Regions from separate parts of the Homo sapiens genome. Here region 1 is linked to region 2. A link is a loop called in an ENCODE intact Hi-C map of the cell type or tissue named here. Cell type or tissue: HCT116. All regions are shown on one strand. Links, peaks and the distances in the headings refer to the core of each region. The heading gives the core; the rest is flanking DNA. Region 1 overlaps C5 (complement C5). Region 2 overlaps FBXW2 (F-box and WD repeat domain containing 2).

What was found. Hi-C counts contacts between places; a loop is a spot of excess contacts. Peaks named below come from ENCODE experiments on the same cell type or tissue, not always from the same donor. Only the 100,000 strongest peaks of a DNase experiment are listed, where the experiment ranks them.
Region 1: a loop joins it to region 2, with 5 times the contacts of the local background. A loop is called at or near these places in 19 of 110 quality-filtered maps.

Annotation. Positions count from the first base shown.
Region 1 is chr9:120,980,403-120,982,902 of GRCh38, forward strand. C5 (complement C5) reads right to left here. Exons shown (of 41, transcript NM_001735.3): 26 at 2,253-2,412; 27 at 1,442-1,537. Among named protein-coding and RNA genes, the nearest start is that of C5-OT1, 29 kb to the left of the region's middle. In HCT116, for the core only: a CTCF peak has its summit at 1,431 (motif pointing right); a DNase peak (open chromatin) is centred at 1,459.
Region 2 is chr9:120,751,323-120,759,894 of GRCh38, forward strand. It overlaps FBXW2 (F-box and WD repeat domain containing 2), which reads right to left. Exons shown (of 8, transcript NM_012164.4): 8 at 5,652-8,572. Among named protein-coding and RNA genes, the nearest start is that of FBXW2, 38 kb to the right of the region's middle. In HCT116, for the core only: a CTCF peak has its summit at 4,715 (motif pointing right); a DNase peak (open chromatin) is centred at 4,679.

The DNA of each region.
Region 1 (2,500 bases), core at 1-2,500, 230 kb after region 2:
AGCAAATCCCTCCGAGAGAAGGAGCAGAGCATAATCTTGGAAGGGACAATGAGGTTGTCCAAATCAGGTTAAGCTTTTTGCCTCTGAATTCTCACTTTCCTTTTAGAGGTTTTGTGCCTTTAGTTTCTGAGTACACCGTCAGACCTAGCCTCCAGGAAGAAAAGGCACCGAGCATAGACACAATTTCTTTTTTTTTCTTTTTTTTTGAGACGGAGTCTCGCTCTGTCGCCCAGGCTGGAGTGCAGTGCTGCGATCTCGGCTCACTGCAAGCTCCGCCTCCCAGGTTCACGCCATTCTCCTGCCTCAGCCTCCGGAGTAGCTGGGACTACAGGCGCCCCGCCACCACGCCCGGCTAATTTTTTTTTTTTGTATTTTTGGTAGAGACGGGGTTTCACCGTGTTCGCCAGGATGGTCTCAATCTCCTGACCTTGTGATCCGCCCGCCTCGGCCTCCCAAGTGCTGGGATTACAGGCGTGAGCCACTGCACCCGGCCCATAGACACAACTTTTATTGTTCCCTCTCAGCGTAGTTGCAACAGGCACACAGGTTCAAAAGGAGTTACACTTAAAAAAATAAATAAATAAAACAATAAGTAGCAGAAAGAAACCCTAACTGCCACAGTACTTTTAGATCCTAAGAATGCCTGGGTAAATAGTCCCGATCACTAGTCCTGACGCCACCAAAATGGTTGTGTTGGGCAAGTGGGCCAGCAGAAAGCCTGCTGCGATGCTGCTAACATCCTGCCTGCCTCCTCTCCCAGCTCCACATGCATCTCTCACCCATGTGGCCACTAGGTGCCTGGGAACTAGTCTTCATTGATTATTTTGTCTTGTTAAGCTTCTGAAACAAACTGAAAACAAATGGTTTTGTTTTGTGCTTCCAGTTTTGCAAATCCACTTGAGATTTTCCATCTCAACCTTGGAAATCTTCTATGTTGATTTACTTAGGTGGCTCATCACTTTTCTCCCGTTTCCAAGCAAATGTTGTTTGGAAGGATTTGGAGGATACACATTTGCTGTTGTGTATCCTCAGTACTTGCATGATACAGAATGCTTTCACTATAGGATAACAGTAACATATAAAGCAGGATTTAGCAAAGATAAGACAGAGAAGCTGGGGGCACTGGATCATTCTTCCATCCCAGTCCCAGCTATCAGTTTTAGACCCAGCTCTACAATTTATTAGCCTGTGACACTGGGAAACTGAATTCACCTTACTTAGTCCTCAGCTTTCTCAACTGCCGATGAGTAGGTTGGACTAGGTGGTCTCTAATATCTATCATTGTTCTGAAATCTTTCAATTCTGGAGTTTAAGTTATTTTCAAGTTATTGGAAAGAAGGAAAAGAAGCTTTTGAAACAAAAGGTCTTCTGATTGGTGGCCCCTCCAGTATATAGTACAGAAATAGATGATGGGTGTGAGAGAAAGAAAACTCTTACTTACCACCAGGGGGCATATATCGAAAGCCTTTCTAATTCCAATCACAGTAAAGGCTGTAAGATATAAGCTGTTCTCTCGGGCTTCAACAGGCAAGGTACCCTAAAAAGAAGCAATGTTTTAAAAGGGGAGTGAAATGGTGTCTTTAAGGCGAAATGACCTGATTCTACTCTGTTTTTTGTTTGTTTGTTTGAGATGGAGTCTCACTCTGTCACCCAAGCTGGAGTGCAATGGCTTGATCTTGGCTCACTGCAACCTCCGCCTCCCGGGTTCAAGCCATCCTCCGGCCTCAGCCTTCTGAGTAGCTGGTACTACAGGCGTGCACTACCACGCACGGCTAATTTTTGTATTTTTAGTAGAGACGGGGTTTCACCATATTGACCAGGCTGGTTTTGAACTCCTGACCTCATGATCCGCCCGCCTTGGCCTCCCAAAGTGCTGCAATTACAGGCGTGAGCCACCGCACCTGGCCTCTACTCTGTGTTTTAAGCCTTATCTCCCACTCTTTCCCTTCCTGCTTCCCATTTCTCAATAAGCCCTGGGTCTATCTCGCTTGAGTGCTTTCACTTGCCCATCTACCTCCACCCCGTTAAACGAGAGGTCTAAGATATCACTTCTCTGATCTCTAGTGAACTGTCTGAAGATCGCTTCACTTCAGATATTATGGGAAAGACCTTTGTATATTTTGCTTGTTCACAAAGGAATTTCTTGCAGAATTACATTTTTTTCTTCTTCTTCTTCATCCTCCCATAATCAGATGAGAATAAAACTCAAACTAAATAAAACTATTGCTAATTTGTGCATTTGGTTTCCTTACCTGTAATTTTATTGGTTGATACTGTGAATTTTCCTTGAAAGATCCATTATCTAATTGATAATTCTCAACTAGCCACAATAAAGAATTACAAATTGAATTTTGGTTCTGCTCTACGTATTTATTTACTTGTCCAAGTACTCTTAAAGCAAAAGCTGTTAACCTTTAAGACAAAATCAAATAAATAAATATTTAGAACGCTGAATCCCTTTTGACTTTCAATTAATTTATACAACTTTATTCTTTAAAAG
Region 2 (8,572 bases), core at 3,619-6,118:
GTCTCTTTGTGATCTTAGGAGTGGGTGAAGCTCAATGCCTATCTATTCATTCAGAGGAGTTGCAAACTGGTTATATTCTATCTTTTTCCCATTTAGAGTTGGAATACTTTTATTAAGAGGAATTTTTCCCCATCTACTATTTGGATGCCCAAATAATATTTGCTTTTTATTTAAAGTTTAATAAGTTTAATGGAATGTTTTAATATTGGTCACTCAGGGTGTATATTCTCTTGGTATACTTTCAATTGTAGTTTCAACATTTTTAAATTTCTGAAATGTTTTCTTGAATTATATCTTTTGGCATTTGTTCTGTTCCTCCCTTACTTGATTTTCTTCTTTAGGAACTCCTATTACCTGTATGTTTGATCTTTGCTGCTTTCAATATTTGTCAATTTCCCTCAAATCTTGTTTATCTCTTCATTTCCTTTTTATTTAAACATATCTTTCTTTTTCACTGTCTTTTATCTCTTAAATCATTATCTGTTTATCTGTTATTATTATTATTTTTGAGATGGGGTCTCACTCTGTTGTCCAGCCCGGAGTCAGTGCTCAAACATGGCTCACTGCAGCCTGGACCTTCCAGGCTCAAGTGATCTTTCCACCTCAGCTTCCTGAGTAGCTGGGACTATAGGCACATGCCACCATGCCCAGCTAATTTTTTTTTTTTTTTTGTAGAGATGGGGTTGCATCATATTGCCCAGGCTGGTCTTGAACTCTTGGGCTCAAGTGATCAGCCTGCCTTGGCCTCCCAAAGTGCTGGGATTACAGGTGTGAACCACCATGCCCAGGCTGATGTATTTGTTTTTAAGTTAGTCTTGGTCTGTTTTATGGTGTCTCCCTGGTGTGTTTTCATTGTCTGTAAGGATGTTAATCTGCTCCTTCTTCGCATTTTTTTCTTAATAACTGTGTATAGAATTTGATCTTGATACTTTTATATTATTTTTATGTAAAATTTGTTTTCCTGACTTTTTGGAATGAGTGTATGTTCAGGCAAGCTTTTCAACCTTCTCAGAGCAGTCCCTCTTCTCTTATGTATGGATTCAAACATATTGCAAGTTGCTTTCTGGCATTTCCTGCCTCTGTCTTTATCCTTTCTTGAGTCTGGGCCATCTCTTACTTTCCTCTCTTGTCCCTGTCCTGCTCCCAGGAGTTTTAGCCCCAGGAGTTTTCCCTGGTGTGGGGCCTTGTCCTAAAAGAGAGCCGATCAGCCTCAACTGTTTATAAGGGCTACAGTGCTCCAGCCCTTTCAGGCGTTCTTGCCTTAGGTCCTTGTTCTCATCCACTGTTGGAGAGCCTCTCCCAGCTTCAGCTGACATTTTAGGATTGGCAGCCCAACTCTCCATTGATCACCTGTTGCCTATTTTGGATTCTCCTGTTCTCAGGCCTCTCATATACTATCTCTTTTCCTTCCTTCATTTTCCTCCTACAAAAATGTTCTTGTGGCAATAGGTATTTCGCCTCAACTACTGTATTCTGGGGCTCATGAAGTTACCTTGTACCTAGCTTTGTTGAAAGTACTGTCTGGGCCCTTGGTTTTGCTATTCAGTTGCTGGGTTTTTTGTTTGTTTGTTTGTTTGTTTGAGACAGAGACGCCCAGGCTGGAGTGCAGTGGCATGATCTCAGCTCACAGCAACCTCCCAAACTCCGCCTCCTGGGTTCAAGCGATTCTTCTGCCTCAACCTCCCGAGTAGCTGGGACTACAGGCGCATACCACCATGCCCGGCTAACTTTTTGTATTTTTAGTAGAGACGGAGTTTCACCGTGTCAGCCAGGATGGTCTTGATCTTCTGACCTCGTGATCCGCCCGCCTCGGCCTCCCAAAGTGCTGGGATTACAGGCGTGAGCCACCGCGCCTGGCCTAGTTGCTGTTCTTTGTGTGGATTTGAAGAGATTAAAAACCAGGCTGGCACCACCACCAACCTGCTCATTTTGTGTTTTCAGTTGTTTAATGATTTTTGCCTTCAAGTTCTAGCAGTGTCTTCTGTGTTCCTATATTTAATAAAGACCCGATGAGTGATACAGTTCCACCAACCATGCATCTAGGTTAGCAACCTAGAGCCAGCAAACAAAGAGTATCAGTTTATAGAAAGTCTGTATCTAGAATCCTTCTACTAGCTTACAAATCTCTTGGAGAGTTACTTCCTCTATGGAACCTTGGTTATCACCCTTAAGTAGAACTTCTTCCTTCTTGGTGCTTCCTTCATGACACCTCTTGGGTTTTGTGTGTGTACTATCCTAGGGAACCTGAGCTCCCAGAAACAGTGACCATACACGATTAATCTACATATCCCCAGGCTCCAGCACGATGCCTGATACAGAGTAGAAACCTCATACGTGTTTCCTGAAAGAGGGAGTTTGAGCTAAAAGATGCCTGCAGCTGTATTATATAACTAAAAAAAAATTAATTATTCTTAAAAAAACTCATGCTCGGCCGGGCGCGGTGGCTCAAGCCTGTAATGCCAGCACTTTGGGAGGCCGAGGTGGGCAGATCACGAGGTCAGGAGATCGACACCATCCTAGCTAACACGGTGAAACCCCATCTCTACTAAAAATACAAAAAATTAGCCGGGTGCAGTGGCAGGTGCCTGTAGTCCCAGCTACTCAGGAGGCTAAGGCAGGAGAATGGCGTGAACCCAGGAGACGGAGTTTGCAGTGAGCCAAGATCGTGCCACTACACTGCAGCCTGGGCGACAGAGCAAGACTCCGTCTCAAAAAAAAAACAAAAAACAAAAACAACAACAACAAAAACTCATGCTCACTGTGGGAAACTTAGAAAATACAAAAATAAGCAAATAGAAAATATTTTTCTCATTCTTTTTTTTTTGAGATGGAGTCTCACTCTGTCGCCCAGGCTGGAGTGCAGTGGCTTAATCTCCGCTCACTGCAACCTCCGCCTCCTGGGTTCAAGCGATTCTCCTGCCTCAGCCTCCCGAGTAGCTGGGACTACAGGTGCGTGCCACCACGCCCGGCTAATTTTTGTATTTTTAGTAGAGATGGGGTTTCACCATGTTGGCCATGCTGGTCTTAAACTCCTGACCTCAGGTGATCCACCTGCCTCGGCCTCCCAAAATGCTGGGATTACAGGCATGAGCCACTACACCCAGCAGACGTGCATGTATCTTTATGGTAGAACGATTTATATTCCTTTGGGCATATACCCAGTAGTGGGATTCCTGGGTTGAATGGCAGTTCTGGTTTTTAAGCTCTTTGAAGAATCACCACACTGCTTTCCACAATGGTTGAACTAATTTACACTCCCACCAACAGTGTATATGTGTTCCCTTTTCTCTACCTCTCCAAAGTTCATTCTTTTTTTTCTTTGATACGACAAAGTCTCACTGTGTTGCCCAGGCAAGAGTGCAGTGGCGTGATCTCGGCTCACTGTAACCTCTGCCTCCCAGGTTCAAGCTATTCTCCTGACTCAGCCTCCCAAGTAACGAGGATTACAGGCACCTGCTACCATGCCCAGCTAATTTTTTTTTCGTATTTTTAGTAGAGACGGAGTTTCACCATGTTAGCCAGGCTGGTGTCAAACTCCTGACCTCAGGTGATCCACCTGCCTCTGTCTCCCAAAGTGTTGGGATTATAGGCGTAAGCCACCAGGCCCGGTCAAAAAAAAATTTTTTTTTTTTTTTTTTTTTTTTTGAGACAGAGTCCTGCTCTGTCTCCCAGGCTGCAGTGCAGTAGCATAATCATGGCTCACTGCAACATATGCCTTCTTGGCTCAAGCAATTCTCCCACCTTAGCCTCCCAAATGGCTGGGACTATGGGCGCATGCCACCACGTCTGGCTAATTTTTGTATTTTCTGTAGAGATGGGGTTTCACCCTCTTACCCAGGCTGGTGTCAAACTCCTGGGCTCAAGCAATCCACCAGCCTCAGACTCCTAGAGTCCTGAGATTACAGGCCTGAGTCACTGCACCTGGCCATGTTATTTTTTGACTTTTTAATAGCTATTCTGACTGGTGTGAGATGGTATCTCACTGTGGTTTTGATTTGCATTTCTCTAATGATCAGTTATTGAGCTTTTTTAAATATGCTTTCTTTGGACACACACATGTCTTCTTTTGAAAAGTGTTCATGTCCTTTGCCCACTTTTTAATGGTTTTTTTTTCTTGTAGACTTGCTTAGGATCCTTACAGATGCTGAATATTAGACCTTTGTCAGATACATAGTTTGCAAATATTTTCTCCCATTCTGTAGATTGTCTATTTACTCTGTTGACAGTTCCTTCTGCTGCCTACTGATGTCTTAGCATGACATGCCCTATGATAACTGGAAATAAAGTAGAAGGCAAGTACAGTATTAGAACACATTTAGGCTGGGTGCGGTGGCTCACTCCTGTAATCCCAGCACTTTGTGAGGCTGAGGTGGGCGGATCACCTGAGGTCAGGAGTTTGAGACCACCCTGGCCAACATGGTGAAACCCCATCTCTACTAAAAATAACAATTAGCTGGGCATGGTGGTGTGCGCCTGTAATCCCAGCTACCTAGGAGGCTGAGGCAGAATTGCTTGAACCTGGGAGGCAGAGGTCACGCCACTGCACTCCAGCCTGGGCGACAAGAACAAAACTCAGTCTCAGAATGTGCAGTAACCTTAAGTGCAAGAAAGTCCTTGGTATAATTAAACGTCTTCTACAGCAACGGAATCTGGCTCTCATTACTAGCTGCAACTCCCAAATTTTCCACTAGGTGGCAGAACAGGCTAGATAATAGCCGGGGGTTCTCAACCTTAGTGGGCATCACAAACACCTGTGGGTCTTCAGCCCCAAAGTTTGATTCATTAGGTCTGGGTGTGGCCTGATAATTAGCATTCCTAACAAGCTTCCAGGTGATGCTGATGTTTCCAGGTGATGCTGGAAGGAAAGTACATTTTGTGAACACTGGATTACAGAAAATCAATGTAGACCAACCCAAGGCCCATTCACCCATCCATCCATCCATCCATCCTTCCTCCAGTTTACTTTGTAGTTCTAGGTGATGTGAGCACAGAGAAGAATGAGACATGGTTTGTTCTCAAGACATAGTCGGGTGAGGGAGAAAAGGAAAATGAAAAAAATAACTCTTAGTCTATTATTTCCACCTCTCCATTTCTTCCAATATACAGACTTCCTAAGTGTTGTTTTTCTCTTCTTCTGTCAAATAGAGTTTAAGCCTTGTGCCCTTAAAGCCTGAAAGATCAACTAGCCCAAGAGCTGCCTTACATGGCTAAACCTGCTGAACTAAGAAACTCAGGAATGTTTGCTATCCTATAAAAAGTTTCAGATAGAAAATCTCCTCTCTGAACTTAGAAGCTGGAGATATAAAAGCACACCTGACACCCTCGAGTCTGCATTGAGTAAAAATAAAACACAGGATTACTATGTTCTTAGAATCTGTGCTTGGCTGCTTTCCAAAATGAATTCCTCATTTTAAACTTCAATATATATTATGGTTAATTTGGGGAAAAAACATTTTGACTCATGACTGTCCATATTTTCCTTTAAATAGTATTGTTGACTAGCTCTAATCTTTGGTACTGGGTCTTACTAGATCTACTTTTTGCATAATTTGTGATGTACCATATAAACCAGTAATATGTAAACAGATTGTGTATAGGTTTACTTGACACAAATCCTTTTTATGTAATGAAAGAACACTTCAACGCATGTCTTGGGTTGAACTATTATTTCTAAATCAGTGATAATTAGATTAGTGAAATTTTATTTATAGCCATAATTCATCTCGACCAATGATTTCACAAGTATTTGAAAGTGTAATGGGTAAAAGATGCAGACAGAATTCAAGAGATACAAATAAGCACACATAAAAATATGTCATTTTCTCTCTAGTCCCCTCCCCCATAAAAATGTTGTCATGTGTTAAAGAAATGTCAGTTAAAGCAACCTTGAGATACTTCCTTTATATCTATTAAATTGGCAAACATGTTTAGAAATGTTCTTTCTTGACTCGGGCAGTGGTTAGACAAGTGTTCACTTCATAACTATTCGACAAAACTGTGTGTTGTATGCACTCTTCTGTACCTGTAACAGAAAATACTAAGAAAAAATTCCACTGCTTTTGCGAGTAAGTCTTCTACTGGAACTTGTTCTAAGGAAATATGCACAAAGAAGTTCTCTGTAGTATCTTCTAAAAAGCAGAACTGGAAACTACCTAATTATCTACCAAAACAGAAATGGTTTAGCAAATTACAGTAATGAAGGAAAATTACAAAATATTATGGTAGTTGTAAAAACCTAAAGCACATTTTTGAGAATGTATTACAAAACAATGATTTGCAGTACATAAATCCATACACATGTGCATAAGGATTAGAAGAGAGTATTAAAAATCGTAATGATAAAGGAGCTCTGGGTAATTTTCTCCATAAGTTTTTATTACTGTTAGATTATCTTTACCACAGAGAGCACAGAACATGTGGTTAAAATGCAAAGGACAGGAACATCCCACTGGCAGGGACTACTCATGTCTAATCACAGTGTGATCATTAAATATTCTCTCCAAATGTACTCAGAACACTTCAGATGTTTACAGGATATGGCAGAAGAGGGACGTCTAAGAGAGGAAAAGCTGTGTGGAATTGATCTTTCATTTGCTTCTGATCTTTTATTTTCAATTTTAGATGCTCTGGAAGTTATTTTTCTTCCAAGTTTAGATAGCTCTTAAGACAATCCATGGAATTCATTAAAATCTCAATGAATTCCTACTCTCAATCTTACAATGTTGCTGGGGAAACCAGGTATTCACTTGTATTTTGGAAAAAACTGAGAATCAAGGATGAAAGTTAATAGTTGTCTACTGCAAAAGGTACAACAGTATTTATTGCTAAATGAACTGCACCACTAACCTTACACAAAAATGCTCAGTGAGGCTGGAGTGGGGTATGGTGGTCAGCAGAGGCTTTAAAGATAGTGGGAGATCAATGGGATTAAAGCCTGGCCCTAGGACTGGTGGAAAGGAACATCAAGAACTTTCCACGAGGATGGGAGATTAACACCCAAAGCGCAAGGGTGGAAATAAATAGAGGAGCAAGAACTGTTTGCTCGAAGAAATTAGCTAGGGCTCCATGATGTTAAGGAATCCAGATGTGCCCTGATGGTAACGGAGAGTTACCAAGATTGAACAAGAGCAAGTAAGTGCTCAAAGAAGTGGTTGGGGAGACTCCCTGGAAGCAAAGCATAAGACAGGTTGAACAGTGCACACAAGTGGTGAAGGCAGAAGGCAGCAGTCGGGATTTGAAGAGACTTGAAATACAGAAAGAACAGACAAACATGAAAACATGGAAAAAATCCAGGTGTGTGGGGGCTGAAAATCAGGGCTTCAGCCTCACCACTTACTATAACTCCTCTAGGCAATGAATCACTTTACCAAGCCACAGCTTTCTCATCTGTAAAACAGGAATGACAATCTGCCCTTAATGATGCTGTCAGGGGATCAAAGGTGCAGGGCCGTGGTACTCAAATGACAAGAAGCCCCGTAAGTTTAAGTTAGTAAGAAAGAACTCATGCAAAGATGTGCTGGATAGACACATCCTTGGGCAAAAGAGAGGAAGACTATTCCAAGGTCTGGAAGCAAAATGGGACTTTTACCCACCCCATCCCTTCATTTGCAACTATTCATGAAATTCACCAAAATTATTTCCTTGTGTTTTACCTTTATTGTTTTGCTTTTTGGATCACCTTCAGAAATGGTTATATTGTTGAGTTTACCTTCTAGAAGATGCAGAAACAGTAAAAAAACAGAGCCACCTCAGATCACTCAAGGGGTTGTTCTATTTTCAAAAACACACTGACTTTTGAAAAGTCCCTGCATTGGTTGGATAAAATGTCTGAAGTGGTTGGGGGGAAAGCAAGACAAAGTCTTAACTACAGAATATATTTTTAAGGAAATGCAGCTTTATTACTTTCAAGTACAAACAATAACTTGGGCTTGGCTAACCAAATTTGCCTAATTGAGGGAATCTGCTTTAATGTACAGATATAAATGATTTATAGTTAACACAATCACTCACGGGTAAAAAGAGTGCTTCTATGATGCAAGAAAATAACTTCTCATCTTAGAGACATCTTGTTCCACAATCACCCCACTATTTGCTTAAGCAACCTCTTCTTCCCCCTACCCCACACAGTTCAAATATAAACTTTATCTCATGCCCTCTAAATCACAACATACATCAAATTCGTGAAATATGAGTTGATTACTTTTTCCACATTGCTATAGATGTTGGATTGCTGACAGAACTATCTCTTCAACCTGAGCATTCTCATCAAGTATACTAAGTCTAAATCAGTGAAATATGCCTGTTCACAATCTGAGTACAAAGACACCAAAACATGAGCTTTTATCATCTGAATTACTAATTTTCCAGGGTTGAATATTAAAAACACATATTTACTTGGGCACATTTATGAAGAGTAGAAGTAGCTGAATTCTTTAGGCTGCAATAATTAAGTGGGTTTACACTGGTCAGGATTGAATTACTAAATTTAAACAACTGAACTGTTCCAGGAAAGACAAGAAACACTGAAACATCCTAACAGCAAAACAGCTTTTTGCACTGAGCGTGACCATTC